Linked DNA regions of Homo sapiens: region 1 is linked to region 2. Evidence: chromatin loops called from intact Hi-C (ENCODE). Cell type or tissue: pancreas. All regions are shown on one strand.

Region 1 (8,000 bases), 270 kb after region 2:
GTGTTCCTGGGCAAGTTGCCTAACATCTGTGAGCTTTATCTTCTGGAAAATGGGAGCAGGAGCACCTAGCTTACTGGGGTGTCCCTGGATCGATAAAGTAATTCAGAAGAAATGGGGGGGGGGTTCTGTCCCTAGCGCTAGGAATTGTCTGCCATACTCAATAAGTGCTTGTTAAAGGAATGAAGGGCTGACATAAGAGCTTGATACATATCAGCCAGTCCATGCTGCCACTGATGTCAGATGCACGATTATTTCCTGAAGCATTGAGAAAGAAACGTTGTTTAAATATTGCGAATGAAGCCATAACCCATTGCTCTCATATCACCTGGAATTTTTATTTTATACTTACTCAAATATCTCTTTTAGGCTTATTAGCACATAGATTTAAAAAAAAAAAAACCACAGATCACTATTGAGTTTACATCAAAACGGCAACTATCAGCGCAATCAATCATCAGTGGAGGTATTCCTAAAACTTCTTTGAGAAGCCTTCTTTGAGAGAGGTCAGAGGCACCTCTCTCAATGGACACCCTCTAAGCTGCTCTTCCCCTGTGAATTTCTATGCCTTGCTGAAGAACCACCCCCCACCCCGCCCCGCCCCAAGCTTCTCCTCCCCTGTGAATTCCTTGGCCTAGCTGAAGGACTCCCCTCTGTGGTCTTCCCCTCCAGTGTTGGTGCCTGAGAGGCCAGGGGCCACCACTGTTCACTGGAATGGCTAAATAACCTCGGCAGTACACCCATGGGAGTGGGCGGGAGGTCACATGGAGCATCCATGACACCCACAGCCTCTGGGACCCTCGTCCCCATCTCAACTGTCATGGAACCCAGATTTCAGAAATGGGAAGATGCTGTCTTAAAGTCGAGACCTAGGGACACTACTGTGTAAGAGCTAAGACAAATTGAACTTCTGAAGTCACACCAGTGAGGGTCCCCCTTCCAAAGTCAGAGAGATCCCAAGAGGAAAGGCCCTTCCCTGGAGGGGCCTCTGACAGTCCTGGGGCAGGAAGTTATGAGTGGCCCGGGGGACCAGAATAGAGGTAGAGAGCTGAGCCAGAGTCAGCACCTGCTGGCCCCTCGGCTGCCATTACCTTCCTGCCCCGCCCAGCGGAGCGAGGAGTCCCAGCTCCCTTACCTCCCTACAGTGGGGTTGGGGAGGTGGCATTTGAGAAGTTTTCCTTCAGCTCGGAGATCTGGCCCCGGGCTGAGCTGGGAGGGAGGGTGGGGGCTGTAGGTGGGACCGCTGGGGAACCCAGCCTGAACAGAGGGGACAGAGGTTCCCAGCATCAGCTAGTCTCCTCCGTGGACACAGGAACCCAAAGTGGGCTCAGGGGATGTCCTTTGCGTTCCTTCTCCGGTACTGTCATTTCTAGGGCAGAGGCTCCCTGACCTGTAGAAAGGAAATCAGGCAGGGGAGCAACTGAAAACAAAGGCGGTACCAGGTTTCTGCTCGGACCCTGGAGCTCCAGGGAGATGGGGAGAGATGGCCGAGTGAAGGTGCTCACTCGGGGTTGAGAGGACCACATTTTGGCCACTCCTAGCTGGCCCTGCTCGGTTTCCCTGTAGGCACAGTAAGACAGTGCCCTCCAGCTCCAGGGGACAAAAACTTCAGATTCTGCTGTTGTCGACTTGGGCTGGGACCCGCGCTTCTTCTTTTTTTTTTTTCTTTCTTAGTCCCCACAAGTGACCCTCTAGGGGAATCCAGAACAGGGAAGGGAGCAAGCCAGAGGAACTTTTTTTTTTTTTAGGTGAAAAGCCAGGGGGAGGGATGGGGCGCCCCCGCTCGCGACTACGCCTGCGACTGTCCTCGCGCTGCGGGGGCTGTGCGTGGAGCCCGCGGTAAGCTGGAATATCCAAGCCAGCTGCAAGTGGCCTTCCGTTCCCCACACGCCTCCTGCGTGCTGGGCCCAGCTGGGCGCCGCCCAAATCTTCTCTCTCCCGAGACTCTCCAGCTCCCCTTCTACTGACCAGGAGAACGTCTTGCTCCGGCCAGGATCACACCAGTGGAGAAGCGACCCCCTCCCCCATCCCGGGCCGGGGCCCTTCTGACAAGCCTCCCCAAGGACTCCCTCATTCCCCAGGCCACCTTGAACAAAGCACACTGAGCGCAAACTTCGCGCCTCTGGGGGAACGCTGCGGCCAGGCTAATCCCAGCCCTCTCTCCTCCCCCAGCCCTTCGCGTCCCCAGGGTCCAGGCGGTCGCAGGCGCTCCCCACTCCCGCAGGGCCACAGCTCTCGCGAGACTCCTGAGCCCTCTCCCTCCCCTGGCTGCGGCCCCCGGGCTCCGGGAAGCTCAGCCACCTGGGCCCACGCCATATCTGGGTTTTTTTCCCAGGACTTTGGGGATGAGAAGAGACTTGTGCATAGAGCGGAAGAGGAATGGGATCCAAGGGACCTTTCCTTCAAGTCCCGGGCCTGAAATGAAGGATGCGACTGCTGCCTGCAGGCAGAGAGACAACCTCAGCGCTCGGTGGCTGGGGCGCAGTGGCACGCAGGGCGGGCGCCAGGTAGCTCCGGTCGGGCACGCGCAGTCCGACAGACTGTGTCACCTTGGAAGACAGGATGCGGCCCTTTACCTAGAGTGGCAGCTTTGTGGGCTAGGTCAGCACGGGGTCTCCGGGCCGGCGGGCAATCGTCTGCCTCTGCGCCTTAGCTCCCTGGAGCGGGCCTGGAGCTTCCGTTGGGTCTCAAGGGTTCCACCAAGCAAGGAAGCCCTGAGCTGCCCAAACACAATGGCGTGCAGCCCTCTCCTCTTCCCCAGTCTCGGGGACTCGGTCTGCCTCTGCGTTCCCTGTCCCGGCAAGGAGCACAGAGGTGAAGGCAGTGACAACAACTCCACCCCTCCCGCACTGCAGGGCCTGGAATCTGGTCTCCCTCATTTGAGGCCCAACTTCCCCACTGACCCACAGGTGACCCCCGGACCGGAGTTCCCGCATCAAGTTCCCCTCTGTGCCGGGAGGTGGCTGTTCTCGCTGAAATATTGGGGCCCTTGTGCTCTGACTCCGGATTGGCCAGACCCCCTCCCCAACCCCTCAGAGCCCTGGTCCTACAAAGACCACTAGGTCCAGAACAGCAAGGCACCTTGGGAAAATGCCAAAGATTCGCAAGGCAGCTAATCTGCTGAAGGTTGCCTTCCTCGGATTTAGTAAAACCGGAGAGCCCTGAACTAACTGTGACTGATGCTGGTCAGATCCCCCTCCTTTCCCCTCTTGACTGGTGTAGGTGCATTCTACCTTCTTTCACAACTCTGTATGGTAGAGACATAGCTGGAAACCAGGTCCCTCAGGCCTCCCTTTCCACAGAAGTCAGACCTTCACTTCCTGTCCTTTCAAATGGAGAGGATTAAATGCAGTCACGTAAGTCACTTGGCTGCTGGGACCAGCGCAGGAAAGTTACTGTAGGGTCACTAGGTTGAAAGACGTAGGAGTAACCCCAAGGCTGGAAGGGATTAAGGGCCGCAGTCACAGACTGATGATTCATTCATTCCAGGCGGTCAAGGTTGGGTAGGTTTTCTGGCTCCTCAGGAAAAGCAGGCGAGTAGTCTGGGAGCTGTTTGCAAGGCTGAATTAAGAACTCAGAGTGAGCAAGAGCTGGTTTACCACACCTGGCAGGACTGGGGTGAGGAAAGTGGCTGCAGCCTTCGGAAAGTGCTTGCTGTCTCCCTCTCCTCTCCCCACGCCGCCCTCCCCCCGCCACCCCCCCGCCCACCCCTCATTCCTTCCGCCTTGAGGTACCGGCAGGGGAAGTGCAAGCTCAGGTTCTGGGAAGAGCCTATCAAGCCAAGATCTGAAAGGAAAGGTGTTGCCACAATAGGTGGGGGCCAGAAGAAGTCACTTTCACATTCTGAAACACAAAGCCTGCAGCTGAGTTGTTTGTTTGTTTGTTCCTGAATCTCTTTTGTTGTTGTTGTTGTTGTTATTGTTGTACCTAAATCTCTTTTCCTGTTTGAGTCTGGAAGGACCTGGCTTCAGGAACTCTGAATGGCCAAGTTTCATAGTCTTCCTGAGCTTTAACCAGTAAAGTGGTCATCGCTCCATCCCCACCTCTGGTCATCCTCCCCACCCCCAGCTTCAGGAAGCACAAGGACAGGAACCCACAGGCAGCCCTGAGCCCAGCCTAGACTGCGGGAAGGCAACTGAGACCTCCATGAGAAGGGGGCACCTGAGAGCACATGCAACCAAGCTGTGTCCCTGCAAGGGACCACCCTCCCTAGGCCGGTGTCAGCTGAGTCCTCTCTCTCCGTCGGCCAGGTGCCCTCACTGCCCAGAGGTGGAACTCAGCAGCCCAGGCGCCGCCGCCCTGAGTATCCTGCGGAAAATGTGAGAACTCTGGGGAGCCATTGCTGCTGCAAGGACCCGCGGGCGGGCTACCGCGCTGGTGGGGGGGCTCTGTCCAAACCTTGCGTCCTCGACTTCCCATCCGCCTCATAAAGGGTTGGTGAAGACCATCTCAAGGACCGCACGAACTGGTCCTTCAAGTCCCAGGAAACCGAAACAACAACCGAGGCGGCTCTCTGTCCGGGCCACTTCCGGAGCGAGCTCTGCGGCGGACCTCTGGCTCCCGCTCCTTTGGGCACCCGCGGTGCGGCCAGACCGCTCCTGCCAGCGACTCTCTGGCTGGCAAGGGAGAGGAGGTGGAGTTCAGACTGGCCCCTCACGCCCAGAGTGGAAGCGATTCCTAGGATCCTGCAGCCACCGAGCCGCCCGCCGTGCCTAGCCCGGGCTTGATGGTGAAGAGCACAGCTGCCTTCGACAGAGCCGGAGGAAAGGAAGTTTAAGAAGCAACTGCCCGCGTTCCGCTTATCTTGCCGAGCCCACCCCCACCCCCACCCTCACCCCCTGCGGATTCAGAAGCTGCTCCACCGAGCCCGATTGTGTCATAAAATATTTTATTGGAAAAAAAGTCACCGTCTTCGCAAGAGGGGGTAGGGGCCCCAGCGACATCGGGGACCCGGCCTCCAGGCCGAGCCGACGGGTTGCCCCGGGGCAATCTCAGGCCGTTGTGGCCTGAGCCCAACCGCTGGGTCCCCGACGTCCAGAAGCGGGTGTGTGCCTGGAGGCTCCCCGGCCGGGAGGGCAGGCCCCAGACGGGGTGGGGGTGCAGGCGAGGAGCGGGGCGTGAATACGCGTGGAGCGCTCTGCGCCACGGAGCTCAGGGTAGAGACTGTAGCTTCCGCCGGGCTGGATGCGAGTCTCCCAGGTTAGAGCCCAGAAGCGCGCTGGGACCTGGGTCTGGCTTTTGGGTCTGTGTCCTTCCTCGTTTGGCCCCAATTGTCCGCATTCAAGATCATAATAAAAAGGCTTAGGAAGTAAACTTCTTGGACGCGGAAGGGCCGGCTCGCGGGTTTCCGCCGAGTGAGGGGGCTGCGGGTGGCGCGGGCATCCCAGGCCCCGCACCGTATACCGCCCTCAGTCCTCGCGGCTCCTGTCGCTGGGCTCGCCCGGCACCTCCGCCGGTTTCTCTGCATCCTTGGCGCGCTCCTGCTCAGTAAGCTGCTCGCTCGTTGGAATTGAGTTCTTCTTGGGCCGCCCCTTGGGCTTGGTGGGAGACTCCAGGCCGCCGCCCTGCAGCACCTGCACGGGGGACCGCCAGCACCTGGGTGAGCCAGCACGTGGACTGGGGACCCCCGAGGAGACTTGAACCCAGGTAGGACTAAGGAGTGCAGGGTCCATATGAGGAAATGGTGGGGAAATGTCCCGGGAAATGGCGGCCATTTGTCCAAATGCCGCCTGGGGAGCGGCCCGGCCTGGGGAGCATAAGACTGCCAGGAGGCCTGAAGGTGCCGCGGGAAAGGACGAAATGTTGGCTTACCCAAGGGGCAGAAAAAACTGAGAGGATTCCGGTGCGTACCAGGCACCGAGGGAATCGGGGGGTTGGGCAGAGTCTCAGTGGGGAGAAAGAGGAGAGCAGCTCTGCATGCACCGGGGCATGGCCCAGGAAGCTGAGGGGTGGGAAGCCACCAGGCACACTCACTATTTTCTTCCACTTCATCCTCCGATTCTGGTACCACGTCTTCACCTGCAACTGGCTCAGGCCCAGGGACTCAGCAAGATCTATTCTGGAAAGAGCAGGGCGCACCCTCAGCAAGGCAAGTGACCACACTCCCACAGCCCGCTGGCCCCAGCCTTGTACCGCCCTACCTGTCCGGCGTGGAAAGGTACTTCTGCTTCTCGAAGCGTTTCTCCAGGCCCATCAGCTGCAGCTCGGTGAACACAGTGCGGCTCCGACGCCCCTTCTTGGCTTTGGTGCCTGGCTCCCCAGGGCCTGCCGCCTCCAGCTTCCCGCGGAGCTGCAACTCGAGCGGCAGGTGTGGCGCACCCGCGGCGCCGGGCAGCCCGGGCCCTGCCGCCAGCAACGCAGAGCTCAGCCCTGAACAGCCCAGCGGCGCCAGTGGGAACTTGAACACCGCCGCCTGCTCGGCCTTCAGCACGGCTGCGAAGAAAGAGAATGAGGACCCGGGTGAGCTACGGCCGCGCTCCTCTGCCCCAGGGACTGCCGCACCACGTGCCGCGGGGGTGCTCGCGCTTGGCCAGTGCCTCCCAGCGCAAAACCTCCACGCCCTGCCGGTCGGCGCCGGTGGCGCAGATGGAGACCCTCCTCAACGTTGCCGTTCCCCAGATTTGGGAGGGAGTATCTCCTCGACCCTGTCCGTGTTCTGTCCTGGAGTTCCCCAGGCCTCAGCTGCCTCTGAGATCTCGGGGTTCCTGATGAACATGTTTGCAGCTGCGAGAAACTCGGAGTGTGTCTTGTCTTTCGGGGAAAGTAGAAACCAAAAAGAAAACGGCAGCTGGTCCTAAGAAGATGGCGTTTGCTCCAACCAAATCAGCCTTGCTGCGTTAGAAAAAGAACATGCACGGAGCGTGCACATTTGCTCTTCCGTGCGTGGCACAACAGCCATGCGGTGGCCAGGAGTCATCTGGGCCGGAGTTGGGTGCTTCCCGGAAATTCCAAAGTACCCTGAGAACCTGGAAATTATTGTTCACGTTTTCTATTTTCAGACGCTTCCCCATGCAGATGTTTCCATTTTCTTCAGTCCTAAAATGATTGTGTGCCCGCTTCAAACGAATTAGTAGCAACAGAGCAGATGGAGACGAAAGGTAGCCGAATGGCCGAGTCCCAGCTGGACTTAGAAGGAGCGCGCTGGCCCTGCCGTCTCCAGGCTAGGGAGCACCGACTAGGAGGTGGGGGGGTGCAGGGAAGGCGACTTGAAGGGCTGGGGTCCCGGCTACAGCGTAGGAGCCTCCCTTCCCCGACAGGCCTGTCACTGAGGTGCGAGTCCTAGCCTGGCTGGAGTCGGAAAGGGCAGGGCAAGGCGCAGGTAAATGTGGGGCAGAGGACCCGTAGGGAAAAGGTGGGAGATGGGAGGCAGGCCGACCCCAATGAGAGAAGCGAGGGAGGCCGACCGGCAGACGGTTGGAAAGCGAGATAGGGAAAGACAAGACGAGGGTGGAGTGCGATGGAGACAGCACCATCAGGGCAGAGCAGGCCCCGCCAAATTAGAAGAAAGGGCAGAAGCTGAAAAGGTCTGCGCAGGCCGTTCAAGCCCTGCAGAGGCCCAGCCGACCTGAAACCAGAAGGGACAGCCAGGCAGCTGCTCACAGTCAGGCCTCTGGCCCCAAGGCAAGGCCGAAGCAGGTCCGCACTGCGGCCAAGGCCGCGTTCCTCGCCCGCTGGAGCTCCCGGGGACTCCGGGCCGGCTTGGGCCCGCGTCAGCACCCAGCCCTCGGGAGCGCAGGCCTCCTCCCCAGAGGTCCGACTTCCCTGGGTTGGGCAGCCGCGGCCACTCCCGGCCATCCCTCTGCGGCGAAGCCCAGGCGCCCGTGGCCTGAGGTCGCTTCCACCCACGAGAGTCCGTAGCCTGGCAGTGCGCCTGCACTGGGGATGCTCACTCGGGGTCCCCGGGCTGGAGGCCGAAGGGAAGCAGTGAAGGAAAGAGCGAACACCCTCCCCGGGCGGCCCGCGGGCACGAGGCCTGGTTTCTGTGAGGCCTGGAGCTTGCACCC
Region 2 (8,000 bases):
CGAGGACTTACGGTCGGCACTTCTCTGTTCTCCCGTGTCAGCGTGTGGTGTCGCCTGCATGGGTCGTACCTGGATGGTGTGTCCACCATCGACACGGAGGGGCTGGATTTGTTTCTCAGGCAATCCTGTATTTTAATTTTAGATGTATTTCCTGAAGCATATTTTTCATAGAATGTAGCGTGTAAATAGCTTTTTAAATAACTTCTTTTTTATAAGAGTAAAAGTATCTTTAGGAATTTCTTTCTATAGAGTTCTTCATTAACATTTATACGAGTTTTTTGCTGAGTCAGATGGACAGTTGGGTTCTGATGCTTTTTCCTTCTCCTTTCCTTTTATTATTATTATTTTTTTCTTTTAAGAACTAAGGTATTGCCTGAAAAACAAGTGATGTCTGTGCAGCCTTACACTCTGTCTTTACAGAAGCAAATAGTACACAAAAGATCTATTTCAGACACATTTTGAAGATGAATCTTCAACTTTAATACCAGCTCTTTGTTTTCCTTGTATGATGAGGGGATTGGGGGATACAGTTATTTTACTAGCACCTTGTGAAGTGTTTCCGTGTTTTGTGATGCTGTAATTTATTAATGTTTGTAGCTTTTTATATTTGTACATTTCTTATGAGCTTTGTTTATATACCCATTACCTGGATGTTTTTGTCCACTGGGAGAGGCAGCTTGGTGGAGGCCTTATCCACTCCCACTTGTCCTGTTTGGAGGGACGCAGTCCCTAGGGCCCGAGACTGGGTGGGAGAGGGGGAGTCTCACGGGGCCCCAGGCTTATTCAGAACTGGTGTTTTTAAAGTTTCCTTTACCCTGCCCTTGTTGAACATTTATATAATCTAACCTGGACATCAAGCTGTTCTCTCTCTCTCTTTTTTTTAATTTTATTATTATTATTTTGGCAACATGTACATTTCTAACAAAGTTTATCGTGGCTATTAAAGTGTTTTATTTCCCAATTCATATTACTCTTGTATCGAGTCCATGAGGTCTAAGGCAACTTAGATCAAAGTTTTAAAAAAGTAAAAATATTTCAGGTTTTGTACAGAACCATGTCTGTGTCATTTCTGCCTCGACTGTAGTTGTTCACCCTGGCAGTGAGGGTGGTGGGGAGGCTCCAGCCACCTGCGTTCCTCATGGAAAGCTTCGGGTTGCTCAGCCAAATCACACACAGCACCCCAAGCTGGCTGGCAGGAGTGGACAGAAGAGACCCTCGGGGGCTGCAGGGGTGGCAGCAGCGTTTGTCAGTCCCAGCCCTGAGGATGTCCTTGGGAAGCCTCTAGAACCTTCTTTTGGACTCAAGGGTATGGCGTTTGGCTGAGTCCAGTAGGCACACACATGTGCACCCCAGCACGGATGCACACCCAGAAGCATTCAGTCCCTTGCACGGTTCTAGCCTAAGTCTGATGTGATTACAGCTAACTACCAGGAACAGCCCTTACCTGACAGAGGCACTCAAATGGTGCAAGCCCAGGGAGGGTGCTGAGCGCAGGGGTGGGGTCGCTGCTCGTGATGTGTGGCAGGCAGGGCTGCTGGGACACAGGTGAGGCCTGGGTCAGTCTGTTGGTGGGGGTGCATGCGTGGGGGTGCTGGTGACAATGTTGAGGACCACGGATAAACAGGCCATTTGGCGTTTATTGAAGAAACATGAATAACCTCGGGCCATTTGGGCAGGCAGATGCTGAGAATCAAGGGGTGTGATGACGGCTGGACTGGCCCAGGCCCCCACACATGGGGTCTTGCCCTGGGATGGGAGCTGGGAGTGGGATAAGCTGGAGACAAGTTTGGCCTGGGTCACCCAAGGTTGCTCAGCTTGCAGGTTGCTGAGCAGGGTCGGCCCTGGCTGCCAACACCCTGAGGAAGCAGGATCTCCAGTAGACCCTGAGCAGAGGGCTCTGCCGTGCTGGGTGTCTGACCCACCACTGCAAGATTCTAGGGGTTTTGTCAACCCGCAGACCTGTGGTCATTCACTCCATGCAGTTTGTCATGTGGCACAGGAAACTAACCCAAGGCTGCCCTTGGGCAAGTCCTTTCTCGCTCTGAGCTTTGTTTCCTCCAGTCCCTGCTGGGTGCTCCGGGGGATGCTCCCACCACGCATGGTGGTCGAGCCCCCAGGAGGAACCCCTCCAGGACCTGGGGGCTCCCCAGGATAGGGCGGGGTCCCAGTGCTGCCCCCAGGTGGTGCCTGGGACCCATGCTGGGGCTGCCCAGGCTGCCAGGCATTTTGGATGCCCCTGGGCTGTGGGCACTCCCACAGCCTGAGCCACTCCGCTGGACTCCACAAGAGCTGGGTATCCTCTGCACACCCCCAGGCTGCCTGGGAAGCTGGCCTGTCCTTGCCAGGTCCAGCTAGAGACTGTCCTATGCTTCCCCCAGGAGTCCCTGCACCTTCAGCCCCGCAGCCACTGAGATAAAGTGTGCAGCGCCCTTCAGGCCCGGGCTCTGGAGCTCCAACCACCCTCAGTCTGGCCGGCCCCCTGGGCCCAGCATCTGGATCTTGGTGGAGCTGTCTGGGTGCTAGTTGGGTCCACCTCCACCAAGCACTGCTGTTAGGACTCACAGGAGCTGAGCACCCTGGGCCCTGGAAGGGGCTTCTGCGGCTGCCCAGCATCTCCTGGAGCCCAGGCTCCGCCCTGTGCTGCACTCGGGCCGGCCCAGTGTCTCGAGCCCAGCCCCCACTGAGTGCCAGGCAGCCTGTGAGCCAAGTGTCATGCAAGGATCCTGCCCAGGTGTGCGGCACACAGACCTGGACATGCATCTCTGGGTGTGCGCCTGCAGCCGGGAGGCCAGGGGCCCATGTGGCCCCAAGCATGCCCCTAGCTGTGGCTCTTCCCCTAACCTTGGTGTCGGTGCTGACTGCCCTATGACAGTGAAGTTGGGAGGGTGAGGTCTGGGAGGGAGCTGCCGACCAGCAGCGGACTTTGTGGGTCACGCCTCTGAGATTCAGGCCTGTCTGTCCCTGCAGCCTGCCCAGCTTGGCCTGAGCAAGTTCAGTGCGCAGTGCAGTGAACACACACAAGCAAACTGCCCCCGGTCCCGCCCTCCAAAGCTCGCTGGATTCCACAGTTGTTTACTGAGTGGCTACTGTGTGTCCGAGACTGTGTGGAGAACCTGCCCCAGACTTCACCATGACTGACAACCTGGGGCAGGTGTTATCATCAGCCAGTTCTGCCCAGGAGTCCACCGAGGTTCAGAAGAGGCACCCGCTGCTCACGGTAGAGCGGGACCCACACCTGCCGCCTGGACCACAGGATCACAGGACCACAGGACAGCGTGTGGGGGAGACATGCCTCCAGGTGGGAAGGGCAGGTCTCCAGGGGCGCCTGGAGCTGACCATAGAAAGTGATGTTTCTAGCAACATGAGCAGAGGTAGAGGCAGGCAGCAAGACCCTGGGGTTGTCAGACATGGGCCCTGTGGGCTGAACAGAAAGGAGAGTCTGCAGCGGCTCAGAGCAGGGCCCTGGGGCCACCGTCACAGTGGAGGGATGCGTCAGGCCCTTGGGGAGCCCCGCAGTTCGGGAGCAGGTGGAGTGAGCTCTCCAGGACTACAGCCTGCTGCTGGTTGGCCAGAGGCGAGGGACTCTTCCCCTGCCCCTGCCATGTGCCCATCATCTCCATGCCTGGTGGGGAGCTCAGAAACTCGGCCAGGTCAGTCTATTCTGCAGGACCCTGCCTATATATGTGCCCACATCCTTTCGCCCCGGCTGGACCCAGAGCCGGTCCCTGAACCTGCAGTTGGCAAAACAGGGTTCAATTTGCGAACCTTTGGGGCCATACCCAGAATAACCACCGGGGGGCAGGGCAGGGCCGGGAACAAGGAGGACAATTGTGTGAGGTTATTTAGTGCCTGGGGCTGGGGCGGGTGCTGGGACTTAAGGGCTAATGGCAGGCGTGATGGTAACTATGGGCCAAAACAACAACAACAACAAAAAAACAAGCATGCTGTGAGTGCTGGGAAGGAAGGCGACAGTAAAAATCAGCTCAGCTTAGTCATTGATGCACATGTGCTCTGTTACCTTGTTCATGCTTCACAGTCGCCCCCCAAGGGAGATCCCCTGAGCGTCTCTATTTTACTGATGAAGAAACTGAGGCACAGAGTCTCTCAGCTGCTAGAGCAGGAATTTACGTCCAAGCAGGTCAGCTCCAGGGCCTTTGGGCTTATAAGTGAGACCTGCAGAGAGACATTCTGCAGCCAGCAGCCAGGAGGCAGCTTGCAAGGCCTGCGGAAGGAGGGCTGTGGGTGTGGGGCAAGGGGCGGTGCAGGAGCAAAGGCCCTGAGGTGTATGGCTGCAGCGAGGGCCTGAGCCAGTGGAAGAGCAGGGTGTAGCTCGGAGCTCAGCTAAGGGGCACCAGCGCTGTCTCCACAGCGGCTCTCTCTTTACCACCCCTTTCCCCTAGATAGGCAGGTCTCTTTCCCCTGCCTGCCCCAGCCTAGCCTAGCCTGAGCTCTGTGCCCATCCCAGACTCTGCACAGCCCTGGGCAAGGAGCCTGATTTGTGGATGGTGACACTGAGGCAGGTCTTGTCAAAGACATATGGCTGCCAAGGGTCTCTGCCCTCCTTGTTCGCAGTATCAAGAGGCTGGAGGGTAGTGTGGAAGGGAGAGTTGAGAGGGCTTACGGTACAGGGTTAAAAAGAGAGAGAGAGATGTTGCTGATTTTAAAATCCAAGCTGTGTTCCAGTCTTCGCGAAAACAGTCTCCTTAATAATAATTCCCAGTGGTGACGGTGACATAAGTACTCAGACGGAAGGTCTCAGATATCCGGGTCCAATACCGCTGGTCTTGTCCAGTGACCCTGTGGCCAGTGTGGTCACAGTTCCTGAGCACCTACTGTGTGCTATGCAGGGCACTACAAGCTTTCCTCTGGCTGGCTGACCACTTAGCATGCTCCCTAAGCCCCGGCCCATGGAGGGAACAGGGCTGGGTCATGGGCTGGGCAGGCTTAGACAGTCTGGCCTGGGGGGCCTTTGAGCAGAGCCTTGAGAGCCTGAGAGAAGAGTGTAAGCAGAGGGGACAGCCTGTGCCAAGGCCCTCAGGCAGGAGCCAGCTTGCTGGGGAAGAGCCAGGAGGCAGTTAGGTGAGGAGAGGGCACTGAGAGCCAGCAGGGCCAGGGTTAGAGGGAGGCTTCATCCCCTCAAGCCCTTGGCAGGTCCTTGCCCAGCCTGGCTGTGTGGCCTTGGAGGACAGCCTCAGCCTCCTCATCTCCAGAGTGGGGGTGATGGCGCTGACCCACATAGAGTTGCTCCAGGGCCCACGCTTCCCTGTGTGCCCCCCACTTCCCAACAGCCCCTTGTGGAGCACTCTTCTACCCTTCTGCAAGCCCTGCTCAGAGGGTCTTGCTCACTGTGTGACCTTGGGCAGGTCACTTTCCTTCTCTGGGCCTCTTTTTTTTCCCTCTGCCTTGCTGACGGCAAGGCTGCCTCCACCCGGAGGGGCAGGGGAGGTTCCCACTGGAGCTGAGGCAGGGGAGAGGTGTCCTCACCCAGGCCTTGACTTCTGCCCTCTAGGCCTTATCGAGAGTGGTGATGGCCTGCAGCGCTGCCTTGGGCGACCAGGCCTGGCCCGAGAGCTTCCGTGGGTGGACCTGGCACTGAAGCACAGTAGGAGGTGCAGGGGAAACCATGTCCTGGACCTCAGGCCTGTACTGATGCTTAAACACTTACTGATTTCCAGTTTTCGGTTCTTTCTCACATTTTGCAGTACATTTTTTTCTTGGCCGCAACTTAAAGTTTTTGTCTGCAGAGCCCTGTGGCCAGAGGGACTGGCTGTGGTGACTGGGGTGCAAGGTGGGGTGCCCTCAGGGGCCCAGCTGGGCTGCGGATGCCTGATGGATGCCCCCTGGCAAGCCCCAGCTGCCCCATTGAGCCACCCATTGCCCTTGAACCCTCTTCCAGGCCGAGTCCCACCGTTGCCTCATCCAAACAACCCCAGCGATGCCACCTCGGTAGAAAAATGATGCTGTTCCATTAACATCTGACACGGATTTGCAGGCCCCAAACAGACGAGCGAGCTGTAAACACCCGGTGCTGGCTGGGCCCTCGCCCGGCCTCCAAGTAGGATCCTTGTCATTAATCGTCCTCCCGCCGGCCAGGCTGGGCCCTGGGCCCCACTGTCCAGCCAGTGCTATTCCAAAATCAGAATCCTCCTTGTCCCCTGCAAACTGCATTTACCAAACAATGGACTCGCCGGCTTCGCAGGCAGGAGCAGAAAGAGAGCGTGCACCCCACTTCTGGTGCTGATGTGGGTGGTGGAGGTCCTGGTGCTGCCTTTGCCCACTGTATGACCTGGGGCCTTGACTTCCTGCCTATAAAATACAGCAATACCCCTGGTTTCCTGAGGGTCTTGTGAGAATGAGAATCGAGGGCCTGGTGTGCCACGATTCCACCTGCCCGGTGTGCTCTTGGGGACAAGTCTCTCAGGCTGCCTGGTTGGGAAGGGTGGGCTGCCAAAGGGGCCGGCAGCTCCACAGAGCCCTCTTGTCAGCACGCCCTGCCTGGGAGCAGCCCACTGCGGTGCTGGGTGATTTCTGCTCATTGTGGCTGATTTAATAAGTGTGTGAGGCCACCTCCATGTTGTTACCTATATCTTTTTATCCAGAAGAGGAAGGATTTTGTCCATGTGTTGTCCAGGAGTACCATGTGTGTACACCAATGTGAGGTTTTGTCCACTTGTGAAAGGGAAATCTTACATAAATGTGCAGTGACTCACATATTTGGTAGAGGAAGCTTTGGTCTGCGACATGCCCAGGAGTACATTTGTATTTCCTTCCTTCCGTCTTGGGCTCCTTTCTGTTAGAGTTTAGGAAAACTACATGTCTGTGCCTCCAGGGGGCCATCGGCATCTCTGCTCTGCTCCCTGGGCTGGCAGGGACCCCAGTGGGGACAATCATCTTACCTTCCAGCGCCATCAGGATTACAGAGGTAAGCCACCTTAGCTCAGTGTCAGACGTTTACTGGGATTATTATCATTGCTCAAAAAAGCCATTTATTTCACCTTTACATCTGGGGAAAAAGACAGTCCTGTTTCCTTATTATTTACTTTTTAAACCACGCAGCTCTGCTCCACTGGGATGTATTGTAATTTGCTGCAGAGCACTGGGATCGCCCTGATATATTCCCCGTTGGTATCCAGGTATTTGTGGCACATAAATACACAGAAATTACTTTCCCTGAAGATGGGATTTTCCCGGTGTAAAAGTTTAATCAATGTCTGGACTCTGCTTGTCCAGGGTTTCCAGGTGCAATGCTGGAATATGTTCCCAATCTACCAGATCCTTATTGTCCTCCTTGGATTGATGAGCTGCAAACCCATGAAGCAAACCTGAAGGCTGTTGATGACCTCAGGCTGCATCCACTTTCCCTGTTCAGGGAGGAGGGGTGCGATCTCCTGGTCAAACCCTCCCTTTTCCCCCAGCTCAATGCAGACACTCTCTGGGCTTAGCTCTCCACTTCACTCTGGGGCGGGTCATGGGGTGGGGGGGGTGTGCAATCTCCCAGGACCCCCTACACCAGCCCTGCCCTGTCTAGGTCTCCTGATTCCCTTCTTTATTGCTCCAAATTCAGCTTTGAAACAGTATTTCCTCTGGTCACTTTCCTGCTCAACCACCATCTGTGGCTCTTCACTGTTACAGGATCCTGACACTCTGTGTCAAACAAAGGATCCTCCATTGTTTTGTACTACAACTCTCACAGCCCCAGCAGGGCATCCTTTGCGCAGTCATCAGGCCTCCCCAGGCCCATTTCACCCCTGAGGATGGTCTCCATTTGACCTCATGTTAGCTGGCGCTGGGGCCACAGTGGTGAGCCAGCTGTGGTCTTCCCCTTGGGGAGCCCCAGCTCCTGGGCAGGTAAGGGCCTCAGTGGTCAGTGGGTAGCAAGGTGAAAGGAATGGCCAGGGACCCTGGAGGAGAAAAGGATTGGAGACCAAGGTAAGGAGGGGCACACAGGGAATTTTAGAAGAGGAAGTGCCAGAATGGAGTCTGACAAGAAGAGACTGTGA

What was found. Peaks named below come from ENCODE experiments on the same cell type or tissue, not always from the same donor. Only the 100,000 strongest peaks of a DNase experiment are listed, where the experiment ranks them.
Region 1: it touches region 2 in a loop (2.7-fold over the local background); 98 of 110 quality-filtered maps call a loop at or near these places.

The regions. Positions count from the first base shown.
Region 1 is chr9:93,946,759-93,954,758 of GRCh38, forward strand. BARX1 (BARX homeobox 1) reads right to left here. Exons shown (of 4, transcript NM_021570.4): 2 at 6,138-6,429; 3 at 5,971-6,055; 4 at 4,869-5,570. The coding sequence ends at 5,406. Among named protein-coding and RNA genes, the nearest start is that of BARX1, 4.6 kb to the right of the region's middle. RefSeq lists enhancers at 1,351-2,278, 2,279-3,204, 6,051-6,615, 6,616-7,179. In pancreas, no CTCF peak of the experiment used is centred here; DNase peaks (open chromatin) are centred at 4,283, 4,413, 6,273, 7,733 and 3 weaker places; H3K4me3 peaks cover 950 bases; H3K27me3 peaks cover 3,541 bases.
Region 2 is chr9:93,678,536-93,686,535 of GRCh38, forward strand. It overlaps PHF2 (PHD finger protein 2), which reads left to right. Exons shown (of 22, transcript NM_005392.4): 22 at 1-1,052. Among named protein-coding and RNA genes, the nearest start is that of MIR548AU, 88 kb to the left of the region's middle. RefSeq lists an enhancer at 1-309. In pancreas, a CTCF peak has its summit at 3,793 (motif pointing right); DNase peaks (open chromatin) are centred at 2,496, 2,986 and 3,746.